Regions from separate parts of the Homo sapiens genome. Here region 2 is linked to region 1. Evidence: read pairs that join two places in POLR2A ChIA-PET (ENCODE). Cell type or tissue: B cell. All regions are shown on one strand. Links, peaks and the distances in the headings refer to the core of each region. The heading gives the core; the rest is flanking DNA.

Region 1 (13,110 bases), core at 5,212-9,211:
CAACAATTCTCGTGTCTCAGCCTCCCAAGTAGCTGGGACTACAGGCGCCTGCCGCCACACCTGACTAATTTTTGTATTTTTGGTAGAGACGGAGTTTCCCTATGTTGCCCAATCCGGTCTCGAACTCCTGGGCTCAAGTGATCTGCCCACCTCGGCCTCCCAAAGTGCTGGGATTACAGGCATGAGCCACCGTGCCTGGCCCTGAAATTACTTTTTTTTTGAGATGGTGTCTTGCTCTATTGCCCAGGCTGGAGTGTAGTGGTGCAGTCTTGGCTCACTGCAATGTCTGCCTCGTGGGTCCAAGTGATTCTCATGCCTCAGCCTCCTGAGTACCTGGGATTACAGGCACGTGCCATGACACCCGGCTAATTTTTGTATTTTTTGTAGAGACAGAGTGTTTCGCCTTGTTGGCCAGGCTGGTCTCAAACTCCTGACCTCAAGTGATCTGCCTGCCTCGGCCTCCCAAAATGCTGGGATTACAGGCATGACACCACACCTGGCCCTGAAATTACTTTAAATCCATATTGCCCATAAGCAGACAGAGATCCACAAAGCCCATGCTGTGGAGGACCTAGACTGGTGTCCCCTGAGATGTCCAGGGGTGGCTGGCCCCCTCACTGCTGTGGGTTGGGGTCAGTTCCCAGCATCCCCCTGAAACTTGGGCACTGGTTCTTCATGTATGTTGTATGATTCCTTCACGGTTGTTCTCGTCCTTTCTTTTAATAGGCTTCTGATGAAGACGAGCGCATGTCAGTGGGTAGTCGTGGAAGCCTGAGGGTCAGTAACCAGAATGATGGAGTTTGCATGGCACAGTTTCTGGTCCAAGCCCTTTACTTTCTCATCCCCGCATTCTGATTTCTTCTTCATTATCCCCGTGGTCTGATAGTCAATATTTAACCGATGAGATGCTTACTTAAAATCAAATCAATGGGGGATGTTTCTTTGTTGCTGTAGAGAGATGATTTATATGCATAGGCACGTTGGTTGTTTCTTTCTCCCGAGATGAAGTCATCTTTTTTTCAATACTTATCCACATCACAAAGCTCCCAAGCCTTGATTAGCACAGTTGTCTCAGCACATTGGTGTTCCACAGGAATGCAAAGGCGCGTCTGCCCTTTAGTAAGTCTGTATCCACTGACACCCATGCTCCTGGTAAAATCGGAACCTCTATTAAAGTAGCTGTAAGTTAATTATTATTGAGCAATGTTTTGGCATAGCCACTATAGACTGCCTGCTGAAAACCTGGACCAGGACTGGATCCGTAAGGTCTGCCTTCAGCCGCTTTTCCTTGTATCAGTTATAATTAGATCTCTTTACCACTGATAGGCTTAATGGTTAATCAACACAAATATGGACTTTTCCTTAAACATTCCAGAAACCTTAATAATTATACTTGAAAAAAGTGTGAGTTTGGGGGGAAGTAAAATAGAAAAACTATGTTTTGCTCAGTGCTTTAAATCAGTGAATTAACCTGAGCATGTCAGTTTCTTTTACTGCAGGATTGAAATTACATCTCACCGCTAGTAATAAATAAATCTCAAAGCAGCCACTCGCTTTATTAATCCTTAGGGACCACATAGAGCTGAAGGCTTGTTTCTCTTCACTGTGGCAATTAAATCCTATTACTCCTTGACTTCTTATACATGCACTGAGTGTGCATGTAATTTGGCCCTTCCCAATGATAAAATGCAGAGGTGAAACACGGTTGCTGTGCTGTGAAGCCACTCTGTCCTTGTCAGTGTCCTTGCAGTGCCAAAAGCAGATCCGTAGTGATTTTGCCAAAAAACTGTGGTTCAAATGTGAGGCCCCGTGAGGGCTTCCTTGCTGTTTGAAACCTTCTCCTGAGATGTAGCCTCAGGGATGCTGTTGTAACCGTTACCTCGGGACCGTCTGACCCCACTCACCCCAGAAGAGGGAAGATTTATGGATCCAAAATAGAATAAATGCAAAGCTCAATTGACAAAGTCTGTAGACAAGGCCCAGACATCACAGCTGTTGAGCAGGCCCAGGAGAAGCTTGAGTCCTTGAAACCAGTGAAGAAAATGCTGTTTCAGGGATGAGGGGGAGCGACCGAGAGAGGAGGAAACTCAGACTTAGCGGTATAGAGGATGTCAGTCACTTTGGCAGGAGAACTTTTAACGGAAATATTGAGGGCAAAACCTGGTTAATATGGGTTCAAGAGAGAATAGGAGGAGAGAGGCACAGAATCCCAAACTGTCTCTCTCAAAATGCATCATTTTCAGAGCCACACCCTCCTGAAATTGTAGGCACAATTTCAGATGTAAGATGTGTGCACTTACATTTTCCTGGGAAAAGAATGTTCAGTTTCTTCAGATTCTCAGAGGGTCTCCTGACCCTGAAGAGTTGAAAACCATTGCAATATGAACGAGTATTACGGTGTTATGTAACAGCATTCATTTCATTTTCAATGATTTTTAACCAGAAATAAGTTGCATCTTTCTGCTGGACACCACTCTTTGCCGAGATATCAAGTATATTTGTTTTAAGAGCTGAAATTTCCTATAGGATGTTCACCATTAGGACAGTACATAAGATGGGGAGGAAGTGGATGGGATTTTCATTTTCAGCCACATGACACTTTCCCATCAGGTACTTGATCTGAAGAAATATATTCCTCAGAACTTAAGAACTTGGATCCTGGAGATGAGAGTCAAACCTCCTAATGTTTATAGGCACCAAACAAGCCCAGAGTGGTGAAGAGGCCTGCGTGGGGTCACAGTTCTTAGGAACAAGGCCAGTGCCTGCTGCTCAGGGCCCTGGTGGGCTGTGTGTCCTCCGTGCGCTGGGTTCCCTGGGCTCTATGCTTGCCCCTTTGTACCACCGAACAGGGCACTCCCCAGAGTGAGGACTGGCATCTCGCTCTATTTCTATGCGGGGCCAGTTTCTACTGTTTTTATGTATTTTAATATTATGAACTTTTTACATTTTTGATTGTAAGATCGTATCTTTTATTTATTGACTCTGAAAACACAGGCCTTCTTCATTTAGCTAGAAAAAATGATAAACCCTAAAAAAGGTGGGGAGGTGATTTATACTACTCTGGAATTTGTATGGATGCCTCCTCAGAAAGTCTAGATTTTGGATTTTCTAGAATTTCTCGAGTTTAGATTTTCTGGAAAATCTAGATTTTTAATTTTCCTTTTTGAAAATTGATGACAGTGCATCTGTTAACCTTTGCCCTTTTGTAACTAAAATGGATTATGTAGAAGAGGAAATAAGATTTATCAAACTGTTTCAGACTTTGTGAATTATAGCAGCCTTTGCCATGGAAGTTTATTGAATGCTACTGGATTCTGTGGTAGCTACCATTCTGACATAATTCTTTTTGTAAATACATATTAGATCCTAGAAATTATGGAAAAATGCATTTTTGTTAAGATTTTAAAGATTGCTTGTATTTATGTTTTACTTAGCTTTTAAATTTACTTTTGGCAACTCTCTTTGCTGTTGTTTTTTTTTTCTGCCATCTTTCTTCTGACAGTCGCAGCCTGACTTGGAGTATGGGGGTCCTTACGCCTGGGTGAGATGGTCGGATATACTTTGCTGTGTGACCTTAACTGTGTGGTGTGACCATAATAACCTGTGGTATTTCCACGAATCTCATGGGTGCTTTGTCTCCAGTTTTTGCCTGGGGGGCTATGAGGCCAGGAGGGCAGGCTTACCCTGCAGAGTGAGCAGTCTTCCTCCTGGGGCCTCCAGGGTGCAGCCCTGATCCTGCCGGAGGGGAGGAGCCCAGGCATCTGTGCATGAACACTCCCTCACCAGATGGCCTTTGAGCACCAGCTGTTTGCCACGCCTTGTGTTAGCAGCTGTGCATACCAAGATGAAAAAGATAGTGTCTGCCTTCAAGGAACTCAAATCAGATCAAGAATTCCCAAGGCCTCTACATTTGCTTTAAAAGATTAAATGTAAAGCCATTTTACCTAATGAAAAATCCATTATTTTCCAGTCTATATCCATTCAAATTAAATGTACAATCTGACTTTTTTTTTTTTTTTTGCCAGAAAGTATTCTTTGAGAAAACTCCTAACTTCCAGTAACAAAAACTAAGGCTTTAGACATAAACTCAGAATTACTTCTTATATGTCTCTGACAGTTTCTGTGCCTTATGCTTTCTAAAAGTCTGTCAGTGTTATACTTCAAGGAAGAAAAAGTTCTCAGAAAGCACAGCTCAGCATTAAAGTGATTCGATACTGAAGTTATTGTAGCATATTATGTACTATTTCACCTGAAGGACTTTACCTAAAAGCAGTTTGTGCTTCATTTGCTCCAGTGCATTTCAAAATTATTTAGTAAATTCTTGTTTTAAAAATGTATTTTTGTGTTTGCAATTATAGTGAATCAATAGTAGCATACATCTGCATAGCATATTTGGTGCCCTGAGCCTCCTGTGGGACGGCTGTTCTGCTCTTAACAGATACAAGAGCAGAGGCTGGAGTGAGTAGCTCGGGAGTCAGGACAGGGGAAAGCACAAAGACAGGGCGTTAGATTCAGAAAGCGCTCTTCACAGAGTATCTGTTACTTACCTACAGAGCACTGCAAGTCGCTCTGGCAGGTGAGGGCATTTCTGTGACACTGTAACTCCAGCAACTCTCCTGTTCTTTAAGGAATTCAATGTGTTAGCAACATATTTCTAGATTATTACTCTTTTTATGTTAAATTCAAAGTAAATTTTGTTTAAGAGCTAGCCCCCAGTGGGATAAATGTATATGTTAGCAATGGTCAGGAACACATTTTGGATTTTTTTTTTCGGTCTTAATTCTTTTTTAAAATTCAATAGAATGCATCAGGGATCGAACTCCAGAGTTTTGACGTCACCTTCCTTGTTTCCTTTTCCATCTCTAATGCCCTTTACATGTGCTCTGTCTTTTGACTCATGTAGAAAAGACATCTAACATTATTCATCCAAAAAGTTGGCAGTGGACTTTTGCGTGGTCCCATGGGAAGGTCACAGACGCTTTGATAACACTGCGTGGTAGCCATTAGCATTCGGACTAGTCACAAGTTACCGTTTTCATAGGGCATTTACCCTTGTATCTTATTTATCCTGTATTAGAACATACTAACTTATGTGTGTCCTCTTTATTTTATTCTCTCTTATGGCAGTGTTTCTGGAGAGCTTGTTAGAGTGCCTGTTCCTGAGCCCTTTCTGTAGGTATCCTGATTCCCTAGGCAGTGGCCCATGCTTGTGGGAAGCATGCCAGGTGTCCAGGAAGCAGGTGTGAGACCCAGCCTGGGAGCATGGAACCAGCAAAGTGAACAAGCCTGTGTACCACTTAAAGCTACACAGTACAATAGAGCGAAGCTTGTTGAACATCAGAGACCCAACTTAAGATGAAGTTAATATGCTGCCTATGGACTTTTGTTCTAATATTGTTCAGTTAACTGTCAATGCCCCTTGCCCTCTTATGCCACGTAAAAACAGCCCCACCCATCTAAATACAACACAAAAAAACACCATCCAAGAGGAGAAAGTTAGCAGTGTTCTTTAAGAAGGTCAAAGTACTTCTCCCTATGGAGGTATAGTCAACAAGATCCTATAGATTTGGGAATACATTCTAGGAACATAGCCCAGGAATAGGTTCCTTATGATAGAATTCCATTACCACAGACCTGGTCATGGAAATTGCTTTGCAGGCTTTCCTGCAAAGTAACAGTTTTTCCCAGGTTTTCGTAGAAGGCTGTAAGTGGAAAGGTGACAAATGAGAGGATACTGTCATGCTTCCAGCTTGCCCAGCCTTCTGCTCCGTCGCTGCAGGCTGAGCTGGAGAACTACAGTGCAAAGGACAGGGTTCCGCCACAGAGCTATGTATTTCATAAGCAGCAGTGGAGAGCCAGAGGCCTTGCTTATGTCATACATTTCTCTTCCTCATTTGTTAGTAAAGTCAAAGTCATCTAAAAGTGATTAACATTAGCCTTCATTATTTTATTAATTTCTTCTGGAATCTAGTTTCTGAAGACATAACAAGGGATTGAGATCTAAAATTTGCAAGTCCTTGACATGCATTTTCATGTCAAATAATCTTGTTGCTGAAGACATGAAAGGAAATTAGTCTGAGTAAAACTCTTGCCAATCTCCAAAGATTTTTACTATTAAATTTATTTCAGAAATGTTTTAATGTTACTCATAGAGTTCTCAAATTTAATATGGAAGGATTTCTACACTCCTTTTGTTTCAGAACTTCAAATTGATTTCTTGATTTGTTTTGAGTTACAGCAAAGATAAATATATAGTTTGATAGTCAAAGTTTTATGAATCTGGATTTATAATCTGTCTGGAAATTCAATTTTTTTTTCTACTTTAATGTCATGGCTGCAAAATATGTGCTATACAGCACCCGTCCCCCGGATAAGGAACCATGTTTAGCACCTCCCATATGCCAGGCCCCTTCCATGTGGATTCATGTATCCACCCAGTCAGCTGGTGATTCATGAGGGCACTGTTCTAGGTGCTTGAGATACTCATTTTCATCTCATTTAATCCTCACGATGGCTTTGTAATGTATTTATTATTATGCACATTTTCACGGCTGAGAAAACAGATGTTCAAGTGCATTAAATAATTACTTAAGGTCACATGACGGAGCTTCTTTGTGGAATTTGGACTCATGCCCAGGACCTGATGGCGTCTCCTTCCATTTTTACCAGTTGTGTAGACTGCTCCTCCTTTTTCTGTCCCGAGAGCTGGTTTTGTCTCTGATGCTTGACAGCTCTATTTTGAATCAGCAGAAATTTCCTTATAGATGAATTAAGGGACATTTAGAAAGCCCATGCTTTGACTTAAGGGAACCTGGGCTGGGAACTGAGAAGAGAGGGATGATAGGCATGCACTTAGTAGAATCATTCTCCTTTATTCTGGAGGACACATTATGAAATTATTAAATATGTGTTCAAATTTCATTTTGAAAAATAAAGTAGGAGGGCTGGATGAATAAAAAACTAGTATAGAGGATATACCCCACGATGAACTTTTGCGTTTAACTATAGATTGACTAGAAATAATTTCTGAGGCCGGGCGCGATGGCTCACGCCTGTAATCCCAGCACTTTGGGAGGCCAAGGCGGGCGGATCACGAGGTCAGGAGTTCGAGACCAGCCTGACCAACATGATGAAACCCCGTCTCTACTAAAAATGCAAAAATTAGCCGGGCGTGGTGACGCACGCCTGTAATCCCAGCTACTCAGGAGGCTGAGGCAGGAGAATCACTTGAACCAGGGAGGCAGAGGTTGCAGTGAGCTGAGCTCACACTACTGCATTCTAGCCTGGGCGACAGAGCGAGACTCTGTCTCAAAAAAAAAAAAAAAAAAGAAATGATCTCTGAATCTTCTGAATTATGGCCCATAGCATCACAATGTGCCATAATTTTCAAAGACCCTGAACCAGGAACTGAAAACTCATTGACTCAGGCTGAATCACTACCCATCGGCCTGGCATGTGGCTTCTTGCAAGCAGAATGTCCACAGAGCCACCATAAAACCAGAAACAGCCTGACAAGGAAATGGCCACACCAAGCCCAAATGTTCCACCCCGTGGAGGGACTTGGTGCCACTTTAAAACTAAGAGTGGCATGTGACATGAAGCCTACTGACTTGGTTAGCTTGACTGCTGTTCCCTCCTGAGCTGCGGGGGAGCAGACGGCGGCAGGGATGCAGTTTGGGAGCTGCCAGGACTTGTACTGTCCTGGACTGGTCATTCATCCGCTCCACAAGAAAGGTCACCTTATACCTGGCTGGTTGGTCCCTGCTGATTTGTACCTGTGAATTCATTTGTGTACTGATGTCAGTTTTTCTCTTTTCTTCATTGAAACAGACAAATGGTTATGATGGAGAATTGTATGGATCACAGTCCCTGAATAGAAGATCTGGCAGGGTTAGTATAGTAAATTTGCATGGCTCAAAATTCAAATAGGTTGTTTCAAAGCTTCTAGAACTAAAAACTAATTGCTAAATTTAAATTTAGCTTCTTTGCTGTTTTTAAATTTTAAAATCGGTCTGTCTTTTTTTTCCTAGCACATGATGGAATGAAAGATAATGTTTTTCAACTAGCAAACATTCTGAGAATGTTAGCCCTCCAACATTCTGATTGTTAGTATAAGGGGTAGATATTGATAAGAATCTCAAGTTTTAAAAGATCTGAAATTAAAGATTAACTCTTTCATTACTGTATTCCCCTGGGTGTATGTATATAATGTGTGTATTAAGTATATTCAGCTTTCAAAGATACTAAATCCAACATTTTCGCAGTCTCCACATCTGTCATTTGTAATTTTAATGTTTACCTTAAAGGCATGTGTACAAGCACCTGTGTTTTTCTGGAGAGGAAAAGGAGAATAAAACAATGCAGATGCTTGGAAGGCTCCCAGTTAAGGGGTGGGAGGCAGGAAGGAGCTGGTGGAAGGAAAGGGTGCTGCTCTAGGGGGAGAGAGAGGGAGTGGTGCCAGTGGCAGGGGCATTAGGGAGACCGGGCGGGGGTGGGGAGGGCTTTGGATTAATCAAGGACAGGAGGTCATTGGGGATTTTAGAAGGTTACACTGGATACATTTCCATTAAGCTTCACGATATCCCACAGGTCCATTCTGTGTGAAATGGTCTAAAAATTTCCTGTTCTCATGCTTCATTTTTTTCTTTTAGTAATATTCCTAATTGTGTAAAATAGTATTTCTTTTCATTTATCTTAATTATGTTATATTAAGATATCATGTGTATGCTTAAATTATACTTTTGGGCTTCAAATGAGTGACCCCACCCAGACCTTCTTCCCTCTCCCCGACCAAAGCCGTCTTTAGCTTTCTGAAACCAGCTGATCAAGTTGTTTTTACTTGCTCATTCCTATTTACCTATTTAGCATTGCATGCACTTTAATTATTTATTTTTTGAGACAAAGTCTCGTGCCCTCACCCAGGCTGGAGTGCAGTGGTGCTATCTCAGCTCACTGCAACCTCTGCCTCCTGGGTTCGAGCGATTCTCCTGCCTCAGCCTCCCAAGTAGCTTGGATTACAGGCATCCACTACCACACCTGGCTAATTTTTTTTGTATTTTTTAGTAGAGATGGAGTTTCACCCTGCTGGCCAGGCTGGTCTCGAACTCCTGACCTCAGGTGATCTGCGCACCTCGGCCTCCCAAAATGCTGGGATTACAGGCATGAGCCATGGCACCCGGCTGGATGCGACATTTTAAAAATGTATACTCAAGACACGTAAAGATGGCCTTCAGGGCATTTGCACTCTGTGGATAAGGGCTCTCCAGTGGACGGGTGGCAGCAGGCTGTCACACTCCACCCACCTTTCTGGCACCCCAGGGCTGAGCTATAGCCCGCAGGCGGGCTGGGCTGAAGAAAGATTGAAAATTTTGCAATAAATGGAATTTTAGTTACCCAAGGAGATAAGACAAGGAGTTTACTGACAACGCAGTGTGAAACTCAGTAATTACGAATCGTGCTAGGGATATGAGATTGTGAAAAGCAGTACTAGATACACCCCTGGCATCACCAAGACACAAACACTGAAGGTGAAAATACAGCTTAGAATCTCCAGTTGTTAAGAATCTCTGCTGTACTGTTTGTGCCTCGCGTCTTTAGATAAACTAGCGTTCCTGGGCTCCTAGTGTTGGCTCGGTTGTGCTGTTCCATGTTCGCCTTTTGAATGGGATGGGGGTGCTTTTGGAGTCGTAAGGAAGTGCTTGTCACTTAAACGTGTTTTCTTCTTTGGTGCTCAGAATTCCAGCTACAGCGGTGACAGCAGATTCTCTACTTTGTCATCATCCAGGGAGGAGAAGTTGGTTGGTTTCCATTTAAATCTTTCACATTCTCTTCAGAAACCGCAGATTTTGTAGCATGCAATCTTGTGTGTGTGGATTCAGCTCTACTTTTCTCTTTCGGTGTCTGTTTGACGGATTTTTGTTTGGGTAGCTGTGTTATTGACGTGAAAAGCAGCAGTTAACATGAGCTCCTTCATTCAGATGTACTCCAGTGTGCTGCGTTTGACCACACCAGCTCGAATGTGAATTGTGGCATTCAGCTGGCTGCAATGAAAGGACGTGTTTTTGTGTATATTTTCTAATTAGAATTAATCAAAAGGAAAAAAATAATTAGAAGAATGCTCTTGAATTCTTGAGAGTTTCTGAAAACAGAACTACTTTGAAGAGTACATGCAAACTTTGTGGTGGTTTCTTGGGCATGGACTAGACTTGGAAGGAAAATCCAGAGTCTCATCCAAATCCACATGTTTACACAACAGAGTTCCTTCCCATTCTCTACAAACATGCATCGGTCTTGATAAACATAATTTCTAAATTGTTTAAGAGCCCTAAAATTGCTAAGGCTTGTTGGTGTTTGTTTAGGTTCACATTTACTCAGCAAAATTGGGACTAGTTTAGGTAGGAAAATCAAGCAGGCCCTGGGATCACAAAGCTAAGCAGAGGAGGTGGGTGCTCTCCAGGCACTGACATCTAGAACAGAAGCCACCGGCACCGGAGACCAGTACAGGAGTGAACAGATGAGTAGATAGAATGGGAGGGAGACACTGGTTTTGCCAGGAAAAAAGATGTGAGCTGAACCTTAATAAATAGGAAGGGCCAGGTGTGGTGGCTCACACCTATAAATCCCAGCACTTCGGGAGGCCGAGGTGGGCAGACCATGAGGTCAGGAGATAGAGACCATCCTGGCTAACACGATGAAACCCCGTCTCTACTAAAAATATAAAAAATTAGCTAGGTGCGGTGGCACATGCCTGTAGTCCCAGCTACTCGGGGGGCTGAGGCAGGAGAATCGCTTGAACCCAGGAAGCAGAGGTTGCAGTGAGCCAAGATTGCACCACTGCACTCCAGCCTGGGCGACAGAGTGAGATTCCATCTCAGACAAACAAACAAACAAACAAACAAACAAATAGAACAAATGAAAAGAATAGGAACTAACCAGGTAGAGCCTAGAGGGGAAGCTCTTCAAGGTAAGTAGCCATTTGAGCAGAGCAGAGGCCGCGCAGAATGGGCAGAACCCAGGAGAGGTGCCATGTGGCTGAGCACAGGGTGCTGTTGGAGCTGTTCCGTGAACCTGGTGACTCCAGTAGCAGCTCCCACGCTGAAATCAGAAAATGAAATCTATGCAATTCCTCTGCGATTTCCTTTAGCCACTCCCATGTATCATTGACCTCATTAAAATGCTTCTAGAAGAAATAGCTCTGACCCTTCCCCGCCCTGTCCCCAATTTCCAGCCCCTATTCTCGTTTCCCTCCCGGGGGGTTGGGGGGTATCTTTTTCTTGCCAGGGCACTTCTTCCTCACCTCTTCACCCCTTGTCCAACCCCTTCATGTCCAGGGAGACTGCAGAAGGTGCTGGCAGCTCCATGGCGCCCACTGCTTGCCACCTTTCTCAACCCTTCCCATAGTCCCCCAGTCTGTAATAAATCCCCCCACTGTAAGCTGATGGCCCTTCTGTCCCCCAATATGTGAATTTTGACTCAGTATATGATCAGCTGTGAACACCAAAGCATCGGTGGGTTTAACACCTTGAAAAAGGCTTTGGGCATTTTCTTAATTCAAGAGATTTTGCTGTTGCAGAGGGCACTTAGTCATTAAGAAAACTTCATTTCCAACTCATTTTCGATAAGCTGAGTTACTTGCTCTAAAATAAAAGATGGCAATAAATATCTCATCTTTGGATATGAACGATTCACCCAAGTTCAGCCTGCATCTGACTCACTTCAGTCCATTTAAGAGAAATAACCCACATCCAAAGGGTTAAACATCAGAATGAGAGCTGACTCATTCAAACAGGGCCACATGTGAACTCGCCCTGAGCCCTGTGTGCCCGTGATTTGCTGCCCGAGGGCTCTTGTACTCACCCACCCTCAGAACCTTCCTGGAAATTGTGCTCTGTAGACATCTATTGCTGCCCAGTACGTGGTGCGTTTAATTTTATTTAAATATAATAATGGAAAGGTATCAGTGTAGAATGTAGTATTGATGACTCTTCCTAATATCAATTAAAATTTATTTCAATATTTAATATCAACTAAAATTAAATATTTTTTTCTGTGCGTGAACTCAAAAGTCCTAATTTGGCCCCATCTCCTAGTTTTGTCAGTTGCCTGGCCCAGCCGTCTTTATTTCCTTCTGACCCTCGTTCTCTCCCTCCCCCGTGAGTGCATGCCTGTTACTGTTTTGGTTGTATAAGGTAATCGTCTCTGAACTCACTGGACTGATGTACCTTTGCGATGCCGTGAGGGTGTGAGCCTCTCTCTCCTCTCTGCTGCCCATTTGCTCTGATTACAGGGACTCTCCGGCTCCAGCCTTGGGCTTGCCGGTGGTGGCCTGGCTCCCACACCCCTGTCTGCCCCAAATGGAAGCTGGGTCTGTCTCCTTTTCACATCACTTTGTCGCTCCTTCCCTTTCCTTCTGTGCATCACTTTAATTGCTGATTACATTTAGTGGATAGTTCAGCCTCCTCTACACAAAGTCACAAGAGCAAAGCTTAGCAACTGTTTTAATTGGCTTGACTAGTTTGCTAAGACTTTTGTCAATCTTTTAGAAAAACCATGTCAAATAAGTTAGAACCTATATAGAAAAGGAGACTTAAGGAAAAGGAGGGTTTTATTAAATGCATATTTTCAAAAACTCGAGTCCAAAAAATTGGTCTCTTGGGTCTCTCCTCCTTTTCCAGCAATTGTTCCCCATTTGGGGTTTCATTTGTTTTTTTAAAAATATTTTTTCTCTTGTAAATGTGTCCAGGAAGCAATTTGGAAGGTTTTTGTGCCTAATCTGCCTCCTTGGTCCCTGAGAAGTGGACAGAACAGTGTTATTCCTTTGGCTGGGTCTCCCCGCTGTTTCCTGTTTTTACAAGGTCAGGTTCAGGTCCGGCCCTGAGGTGCTTGGCCTGTTAGCTATAGGTATCGAGTCTTATTCTAATCCAAGGAAGTCGGTGTCAGAGGTGAAAGTACACGTCCTATTTGGAGGTTGAACTGTCCCTCTCCCTTGCATGTCGACTGGAGCTGCTGAGTGATCACCGCCTGGCCGTGCACCTTGCCTGACTTGCTCAGTGTGCCCTGGAAATGAGTCCAGATTCTGTCCCGTGGCACAGTCTCTGGACACTGGGAGCT
Region 2 (9,747 bases), core at 5,748-9,747, 140 kb before region 1:
CCTCTGCCGGCCACTGGGCTTGAACTGCCATTGCACTGGGCCTGAGTTTTTCAGGAAAGACCGGAAATCTTTGACTAAAAGAGAAACTCAGGTGGAAAGCTGTGTGTGTGTGCGTGTGTGTGTGTTCACTTGTAAATGTGTGTGGGTGCAAGTGAGAGTGAATGTGGGGGGTGTGCATGTGTGTAAATGCATGTGGGCGTGTAGAGGTGTGTGTGCACATGTGTAAGTGTGTGCGTGTGTGGGTGTGCGTGTATGAAAGTGTGAGTGCCAAGGTCTTGACACAGGCGGGCAGGGCTCTCTCCTGCTGTGGAAGAGCAGAGCAGGGTCTCCTGGGCGGTACCTGGAAGGTCACCTCCCGCTCCTGGCTGAGGTCCGTCTTGTTGCCCACCAGCATCACCAGGACTTCTCCTGGGTGCAGCTCCTCCTCCAGGTCCTTCAGCCACTGCTGAGCCTTGAGGAAGGAATCCTAGAAAAGAAGAAAAAAAGTAACATCAAACAAAACTTATAGGTGGTCATTAGCTATTCCGGGAGGGGGAAGCCAGTGTTGCTGATCACGTTGTGTAAAATGTCACAGAATCCAACTGGCCATGGGCGCACCTGCAGGGCTGCTCCGTTCCTCTGAGGAGGGCACGTTCCTGTCCTGGGTGACCTGTGCGGCCAGGCAGAAAACTGCTAGGACACACATCAGATCCTTCACCCTGACCAGGCCCAGGAGACTGCCAGCCACGGGGTATTTCAGGTCAGGCCTCGAGCTCCTGAATCTCCCACGCCTAGCTGTCCTCAAAGGACCACTTTGTGCAAGAGAGTCTGGGGGACTGGCCACCACCCCAAACCCTGACCCTAATGCAGCACCAGGAACTACTGAGTGGCAGATGGCAACGGCATGTTCTTTGTGGACCACGGAGGAGCAGAACCCCACTGTGGAGGAGGATGGGGGGTTGTCAGGAGGCCATCCTGGAGGAGGTGACTGTTGCTCACTAATGGAGTCTCTGTTCCTTGTGATTACGCCATGGCATCATTGCACTGGAGAAACCAGAAGGCAGGTGCTTGGGAAGGAGGGTGGGACGTGCCTCAAGGCGGGCCCTACCTTCCTGGTGATGTCGTACACCAGAAGCGCAGCGTTGGCACCCCTGAAGTAGAGGTGGCAGACGCTGTGGTACTTCTCCTGGCCAGCTGTGTCCCAGATCTCAAGCTTCAGAGAGGTGGCACCCACATCCACCACCTTTGTGAAGAACGCACCTGAAACAGGGAGGCCCAGAGGGCTTACTCAGAGGACGAGGTTGCCACATGCGGCTCAGGTGGGACCACGGCAAGCCGCAGGCACAGCAATGGGCTCAGAGGGACAGCTGGCCATGCATCTCCCACGCCCGCATGGCCAGGAGGTTGAGCAAACAGTTCTTCTGGGAGATGGAGCCTTCCACATCGAGCAAAGTGTTGGGAGTGATTGCTATGGGGCCTTTGGAGAGGCTTTGGATGGGAAGATAAATCTCTCCAGGACCTAATACAAAAGCTCTGGGCTACATATGCCGTGAAAGGGATCTCCACTTACTGGGAGTCCGATGCATCCCTGCCAGCTTCCAGCGATGCAGCTGGGCTCTGGGAACCCCTAGAGCCCTGGGCACCCCCGGCCTACCGGCCCCTCGCCTGCCAGACCCATCTTGCACAGAGGCAGTCACGATTGCATAGGCTCCTCCAAGGCCTTCCTCGCCTCCTGCTAACCTCCCCACTTTCCCAATGCTGCTCCCCACCAACACCCTTCTCTACTGTCCCCTCTGCATGGTATCCTTCCTCTTGTTCACCTAGAAAACTCTTAGGCATCCTCTGAGATCTTCCAGCGGCAACCCCGGAAGGGCTGCTGGGCCCCCTGCCTCCACGGAAGCCTCCCTGCACCCCATACACACCCAGAGGCAAGGCCTCCTGCGTTCTCCACCTGTCTCCCCCAGGAAGGCAGGGGCTTTGTCTTACTCAGCCATGTACCTGCTTAACACACACACACACACACACACACACACACACACACACACAACTACTCCCAAGCACTTTAACATATTGGGCAATGCACTGTTCATTTAAAGATTTTCTACCCTTTGCTTTCCAAAGTTATATGATTTTAAAATGGTTATTTTATAGATCTCCAAAATGTTTTGCCCCATTGTGTGTGGCTTGTCAGGAATGTGTTATACACAGAACTGGAGAGGACGGGGCGGGGGAAGGCAAGGTGTCTGGGGCATGGAGGAGCCACCAGCACCGACAGGCTCCTGTCAAAGCTGCTACCCTGCCTAGACCCTGGATTGGGTTTGGGGTCTGTTGGGGAGATTCTGGCAAATGGAGCCACATGTTTAAAATAAAAACTTACACTCCAAGGACAGTGCATGAGTGTCCTGCGGCTGCCAAAACAAAGTCCCATGAGCCGAGTGGCTCAAATTAGCAAATTTCTTCCTGCAGTTCTGGAGGCCAGAGGTCCAAAACTGATGCGTTGGCTGGGTTGGTTCCTTCCGGAGACTGAAGGAGAATCCATTCCAGGCCTCCTCCAGCTTCAGGGGCTGCCGGCAACCCTGGTGTTCCTGGTGGCTGCATCACCCCCATCTCTGGCTCTGTCTTCACGTGGCTGCCCCTCTGTGGCTGTGTCCTCTCCCCTTCTTATAAGGATGTCAGTCACTGGACTTAAGGGCTATCCTAAGTTCCATCTTGTTGGCCTTAATTAATTACATCTGCAAAGACCCTCTCTCCAAATAAGGTCGCACTCACAGGTTCCGGGGGTTAGGACTTAATCGCCTCTTTACGGGTGGGAGAAACTCAATTGCACCCACTAGACAGAGAACAGGAGGCTGGACAGAGAACAGGAGGCTGGACAGAGCTTTCCAGCATGGTGCAGCAAGACCGTGCTTCTCTATCATGAGACAACCTCTTCCTAAACGGAAACCACTGCCTGGGCTCTTCTGCCCGCATGTCCTGCAGTTCCCTGCAGGTCCAGGAACTTGAAGTCAGACCAACTCCCCAGGTCAAACAAAGCTGCAGTCTCCATCCAGACAGTAGGACCAGTGATTTCCAGCTTAGATGGGGCAACTGTCGGGACTGAACCGGCTATAAACCTCTGAACACACCAGATGCTCCACTGGATTGACAATGGTGCCAGAATGAAGACCGTGCCCAGAATATAAATGTACACCCATCAGCTGATCTGATGGCAGCTTGCTTAAACTTTCTAAGTCTCAGCTTCCTCATCCATAGCAGGAGCTAATGGTGCCCTTCACCCAGGGTGGCTGTTAAATCGCCTGAGCAAGGAGAGAAAGGGCATATGAATTTTGCTTCTTCTTTCTGTCCTCTTTGCTCTTTGTGGACTTGTTGTCTTAAAACGTGGGCCTTTTATCCACATCTTTCTGTTTCCCATCACTTCAAATCACATTTCTCAGTTTGAATTTGGTTTTATCTTAAAAGCTGGCGCAGGGTGAAACGTGAGCATAAAATTCAGGTTTTCTTCCTCCATTTACCAATCTTAGCCTCTCATATTTTCCTTTTCCATGTTGAAAATGATGGCTGGAGGCTGGGCACAGTGGCTCATGCCTGTAATCCCAGCACTTTGGGAGGCCGAGGTGGGTAGATCACTTGAGGTCGAGTTCAAGACCAGCCTGACCAACATGGTGAAACCCTGTTTCTACTAAAAATACAAAAATTAGCCAGGTGTGCTGGCATGCCCCTGTAGTCCCAGCTACTCGGGAGGCCGAAGCAGGAGAATCGCTTGAACCCAGGAGGTGGAGGTTGCAGCGAGCCAAGATTGTGCCACTGCACTCCAGCCTGGGCAGCAGGAGACAGAGTGAGACTCTGCCTCAAAAAAAGAAGGGGGGGGAGGAGGGGAGGGAAAATGATGGCTGGTGGTTGAATTTACACTAATGTAAAATTCCAGCAAATTTCCAAGGAGGGCATGGGTTTTAGTCCAAGCAATGATAATGCATAATAATAGTCAATGTTTGGCTATTTACAGAACATAGACCCTTCCCTTCCCTGCAGAGATGTAAGGCCCTCAGGTGGGCCCCTGGACAGGTATTTGAGGCAACCTAGTCTCGTGCACTCCGTGGCTCTGACCCGGAAGACAGCATGCATTTATTATCATAACCTTTTTCAGAAACCCACTAACCACATTTCTATATCTCCATGGCTAAGGCCAAAATGTAATTAAAAAATAAAGTTTTGGCTGGGTACAGTGGCTCATGCCTGTAACCCCAGCATTTTGGGAGGCCAAGGAGGGAAGATCAATCTAGCTCAGGAGCTTAAGATCAGTGAAACCTTGTCTCTACAAAAAACACAAAAATTAGCTGGGTGTGGTGGCGCACACCTGTGGTCCCAGCTACTGAAGAGGTGGAGGTGGAGGCTTGCTTGAGCCCAGGAGGTTGAGGCTACAGTGAGCTGTGATCATACCACCACACTCCAGCCTGGGCAACAGAATGAGACGCCATCTTAAAAAAAAAAAAAAAAGTTCCTCTACTAAATTTTATTTTTTTAATTTAATTTTATTTTTTTAGTAGAGACACGGTTTCACCATGTTGCCCAGGCTGGTATCCAACTCCTGAGCTCGGGCAATCTGCCCGCCTCGGCCTCCCAAATTGCTGAGATTATAGGCATGAGCCACTGCGCCCAGCCTCTCTACTAAATGTTAATATCATTTAAGTGGTTTTGCTTTTTTTACCTTTTAATTTAAATAAACAGCCAATTCTGCTCATTGAAGCCCTCTCTGTAGCACTTGGCTGTTTTGTAAAAATAGTGAGCTGATGACAAATTGAAAGGAACATGAAATGGAAACTTATTTTCTGGGGGCTCTAGGACGTCAGCCACGTTCTCGATTTAGAAGGGAAGTCAGCTGGTGCCAAGTTGAATGTGCTCAGTACCTGTTTGTCACCGTCCCCTTCCTGGAAAAAGCCCAACAAGTCTGGGGTTAGTTGTGGCTTCAGCTGGCAAATGTGCACACAAGCACTAGATGTCACCATCCTTCCAAAAGATGTCATGCAGAAAGTCAGCAGCGCACAGAATCTCCCCTGCTGTGGCCTGTTAGGACAGTGGGGGCAGTCCATGGGGAGGTCCAGCCCCCGTCCCTGACACAGCAGGGGCTCCTAAAGCTGCCACCTCCGCAGCAGGCCCTGGCGGGGGTGGGCGGGAGGCTGCGCTCACTTGGACTCCCGTCCCTCGGACTCCCGTCCGTTCTGCCTCTGCTCCTGCCTGCTCTTCTGGCTCCAGCCAGCACGTTGGCTTTCCAGCTTCAGGGCTCGAGTCCATGTCCCTTTCTGGCTCTGCTTCCTGCTTCCTCTGGATGGACGGTGTCTTGCCAGGAGCTGAGCCCACCACCTGTGTCATGTCCTGCTGTGGGCCCCACCCCACACACCTGTCGACTGAACCAGACCCTCGGGAGGGCCCCAGGGACCTGAGTCAATCCTCCTGAAGGCTGACCCCTCGGACAGGGCCGGCCTTGGTGACCTTAAGCCACCCAGGGTGACAGCAACCTTTCATGGAGAGGCCACTCCAGGAAGGTGTTTACACTCCCGTTTCACAGGGAAAAAATCCAGACGGAGGGAAGGAGTGGCATGCCTGTGGCCATCCATCCTGTCCCTCCCTCGGGGATCCTGCAGCCAAGCACTGGGCGTGCTGCCTCCTGCATTTCCAGGCCGCCTGTGAGGACAGCACTCCCATTCTCCTCTGAGGCTCTGCTCCTGGCCTACCCTCTCCCCTGGACAGGAGCCCAGTGTTCTTGATAAAAGCTGAAGCCACACGTGACAAAAGAAGCAGGAGTGTCTGCTCTCAAAGGGTTTTTGTGCAACACAGATCACTCTTCCCCCAAAGCACGTAAGTTAAAGGAGTGAGCACATCCCATCTCCTCATCCTAAAAGTGGCAATATCCACATTTATAATATGTGATCATGTAATTATTATAATGAGGATTAATAATTAACATACACTTTGGGAGGCCAAGGGTGGTGGATTCCTTGAGGTCAGGAGTTCAAAACCAGCCTGGCCAACATGGTGAAACTCCGTCTCTACTAAAAATACAAAAATCAGCATGGTGGTATGCACCTGTAATCCCAGCCACTCGGGAGGCTGAGGCAGGAGAATCACTTGAACCCAGGAGGCAGAGGATGCAATGAGCCAAGGTTGCACCACTGCACTCCGCCTGGGCAACAGAGCGAGACTCCGTCTCAAAAAAAATAATAATAAAATAATTAACATAGGCCGGGTGCAGTGGTGCACACCATGGCAAAACCCTATCTCTACAAAAAATATAAAAATTAGCTGGCTATGGTGGTGCGCACCTGTGATAGCAGCTACTCTGGAGGCTAAGGTGGGAGGATGGCTTGAGCCCAGGAGGCAGAGGTTCCAGTGAGACACTGCACTCCAGCCTGGGTGACAGAGCAAGACTCTGTCTCAAAAAAATTAACATAATGATAATAATAAATTGCATGACATCTATCCATAGTTACAGTAATATCTACCTCTAAAAGCTGTAATATTATCCCAAGGTGTGACGCAGACACTTGGATGGAAGCAGAGGAGACCATGGTTCCCACAGGGGACTCAGCCAACAGCAAAGGAAGGAGCTTCCACATTTCTAACCCCGCAACCCGGCACAGCTGCCCACACACAGAGGTGCTCAATACAAAAGTGCGGACCCCAGGGTTGGAGGCTGATGGGATGAAGGCAGCTCATGAGCCACAGGCTAACCTAATCTGGCTGTTCTCCTCTCCCCGTTGTGCCACGGGCCACAGCCCACAGCCTCCCACCCCGGCCCCATCACAGAGACCCAGAGTGGGAACAAAGACTCCACCCACCAGTTCTGGGTGAAAGGCAGAGCCCAGCCTGTAGAACGGTCCTTCCCCTCAGAGAGAGGAGATAAACCCAGGCCTGGAAGAGAGGGGCTTGGAGGAAGGGAGGCCCTGGCTTTCATCTGAAAGCTGCCGGCAGGGGGATGGCCCCTGCGGGGCCAGACAGAGGACCAGGAGTAGAGTGAGACATACAGGCCTGCCCCCCAAGCAAAGACCCCCAACCTGGCCTAGGACTCCCCAGCAAGCCCAGCTTTGTTCACCCCCCGACCCTGGTAGGCCCCCTGAAGAGAGGGCAGGCAATTGGTACAGGCAGGGCAGGTGTGAGGGGGATGCTCGGACCCTGGCTTGCTGGAATGAAAGGAACTAGGGCCTCGCGCCTCATTGTCGGGGCCTCCATCCCCCTCACCTGTAAAATACAGAATGCCCGGCACCACCCTGAAGCTTCACAGACCCCACACATCACCCCCCCACCCCCACCCAAGAAAGGTGGGTGCTCTGTGGGTACAGCTCTCTGTGGGCTGAGCACGTCCAAGCACGTCTCAATGAATCCAAAGCACCCTCCTACGCTCCAACCGGGCATCTCGGAATCTCTCAGCCCTGCTTGCGCTCACCTAGTGAGTGCCTTTGGGCGCTGGCTCCTGCAGGCTCTGCTAGGGTGGCGTCATGGAGTCCTTCTGTAAAAGGCCCTGTAGCAGATACTTTAGGTTTTACTGGCCATGGGGTCACTGCTGCAACCACTCAACCCTGCTGCCATTTTAGAGTGAATAGAGGAGGAGGAACAGCAAGAATATCATTTACAGAGGGTAAGTACCTGAAGAGGTAGAGTTGTGTCTCCACAGAACCTTACTCACAAAACAACAAGAACAGCCAGAGAGCCACAGTGTGCAGACCTCCGTGTCAGAGTGAGATCCATCCCCAGTCCAGCTCACCTGGCCTGACACCTGCTGCCTCTCTCTGCATCTTGAATACCAGCCACCCAGGTACAAAGCTCTCAACATCCAGGCCTGGTGAGGCCCCCATCTGTGTGCTCTATTCTCAACTGAGGCCACCCTCAGGCCAGCCTTGGCATTTTGATGTATTTTTAAAGGAAGCCAAGTCCAATATCAGGACTTGGGGGGTGAGGGGTACAGATCTCCTTGCTAATGGAGAAGAGGATTGTACTGCACACCACAGGGTAACCTTGACTCTCTCCCCAGGGTCCCCCTCTGCAGACAGCCTCTCACCATCACCCTGGCCCTTCTCACCACTAGCTCTGGGAGTCGGGCCAGGCAGACCCCTGCCAATTCCCCTGTATCCCCTGGGGATCCTTCAGGAACCACCCCCCTGAGAAAATGGAAGGGCTCCCTAAATAGCTAACGTCATGTGCCACATCTTGCAATTGTGTTTCTGTGTTTGGTGCATCTGTTTAGCTGGTTATAGAATCCATCCCACCTAACGCAGGCCTGCAAAAGGGTTCATGCTCAACAGATGCCTGTTAGATGAGTAAATGAATGAGTGAATTTGGAGATGTGCAGCTTATCCATGTCAGAGTCCGAATTTGAAACCGAGGCTCTGATTCTGCATGTGTTCCCCCAGGGGGAATGGGCATAAAGAACACGCTGGCTTTCCCCATTTCAGGTGAAAACTGGGTTTCACTGCCTAGGCAGACTGTGCCCACAGCAGGATGGGAAGGAGGCCAGCAGCCTGCAGATGCCCCATACAGTTACTCCTGAGCTTCATGACAGGTTAGCCTTTTTAAGAAACACAGAGAGAAGGTCTCCCTCCCCGCCCACCCCCAAAATGATCTTCCCACCCCCAATCCAGGCCAAGCTGGTAAACCAAGTCCAGGCAGGAAGGAAGATGCTGTTGGGGTAAATAAAGCAAGGGAGCAGTGTTAGCAGGAGGGCGGCCTGGGTGGTGGGAGAGGACAGCTGGTTTAGGCCGCTGAGTGGCCAGGGCCCAGGAGGCTTCTTCCGGGCTGTCCCTTCCACCAGCATAATCCCTCGCACCCAGCCCGACCCTTTGGGGCCAGAGGTCCTACCCCAGAATCTCCACCCCCTGCAGACTCCAGCTGAGCTGAAACCTGACCCAGAGCCAAGGGCATTTCCTGTCTTTGTAGATTCTGTGGCTGCCCTCTTGGACCTCACCCCCTCCCCTCACGCACTGGACACAGGCAGCTCAAGGTCCCAGCATGGGGATTCCTAGGTGGGCCTCGTCCCCATCTGCCCCAGGTGTGGGTCAGCAGCCCAGACTTCTGCACTGAAGACCAACAAAGGGGTGCTCTGCCCTCACTTACAGCCCACCGTAGGCAGGATACTCTTGAAGTCGTTCTTCACGTACCGAAGAGCCAAGCTGGACTTACCCACGGAGCCACTTCCCAGGAGAACCAGCTTGAACACACGGGGCTGGCTGGGGGCAGCCCTGGGCTGGGGGGTCCTGTGTGCCTGTGCCATGCCCTGCAAAGAATCACAACCGTCTGAAGCAAGTGGAACATCGGAGCCACATCATCTCAGCAAGCTCAACCCCGGGGCTGCTTCTCGGTCAGGAGCAGATGGCCCAATACAGAGCTCCCAACTCAGAGGCCACCTAGGTCCACACTCCTGCTTCCCTCTGCACCCCATGCCCCATCTCCCCATCTGCAATTTTTAGGTCCATTTTTAGGTCTGTGGTAAGGAACAAAAGGAGCTTTGCTTGGAAAGCTCCGGGCACGGGTCATTGCAGACCCTGAAAAGCAATGATTACATGTGACGGTCTCAGGGCTTGTTGTCCTCCTTCCATTACTTTCAGTTTTTACAAATCTATTACTTGTCCCCAAAGTATCTAATGCAAGGAGAGGTAAAAAGCATCTGAGCATTTCTTGGGTGGTTGTTCATGGATTAAAGTTGGTGTTTCAGAAAAAATCTACCTAAAAAAAGGTTGGTGTCTCAATGATCTCAAAACATCGTAGACACATTCCCATTGT

Evidence for each region. Peaks named below come from ENCODE experiments on the same cell type or tissue, not always from the same donor. Only the 100,000 strongest peaks of a DNase experiment are listed, where the experiment ranks them.
Region 2: POLR2A ChIA-PET joins it to region 1 with 5 read pairs; 7 of 35 experiments call an interaction of 5 or more read pairs at or near these places.

The regions. Positions count from the first base shown.
Region 1 is chr2:237,720,046-237,733,155 of GRCh38, forward strand. LRRFIP1 (LRR binding FLII interacting protein 1) reads left to right here. Exons shown (of 24, transcript NM_001137550.2): 6 at 727-777; 7 at 3,503-3,541; 8 at 7,831-7,890. Among named protein-coding and RNA genes, the nearest start is that of RBM44, 72 kb to the right of the region's middle. RefSeq lists enhancers at 2,279-2,780, 2,781-3,280 and a silencer at 5,041-5,335. In B cell, for the core only: no CTCF peak of the experiment used is centred there; a DNase peak (open chromatin) is centred at 7,456.
Region 2 is chr2:237,576,917-237,586,663 of GRCh38, forward strand. RAB17 (RAB17, member RAS oncogene family) reads right to left here. Exons shown (of 6, transcript NM_022449.4): 2 at 9,082-9,241; 3 at 1,088-1,239; 4 at 341-466. The coding sequence starts at 9,238. Among named protein-coding and RNA genes, the nearest start is that of RAB17, 8.9 kb to the right of the region's middle. RefSeq lists enhancers at 1-406, 4,651-5,285. In B cell, for the core only: no CTCF peak of the experiment used is centred there; no DNase peak of the experiment used is centred there.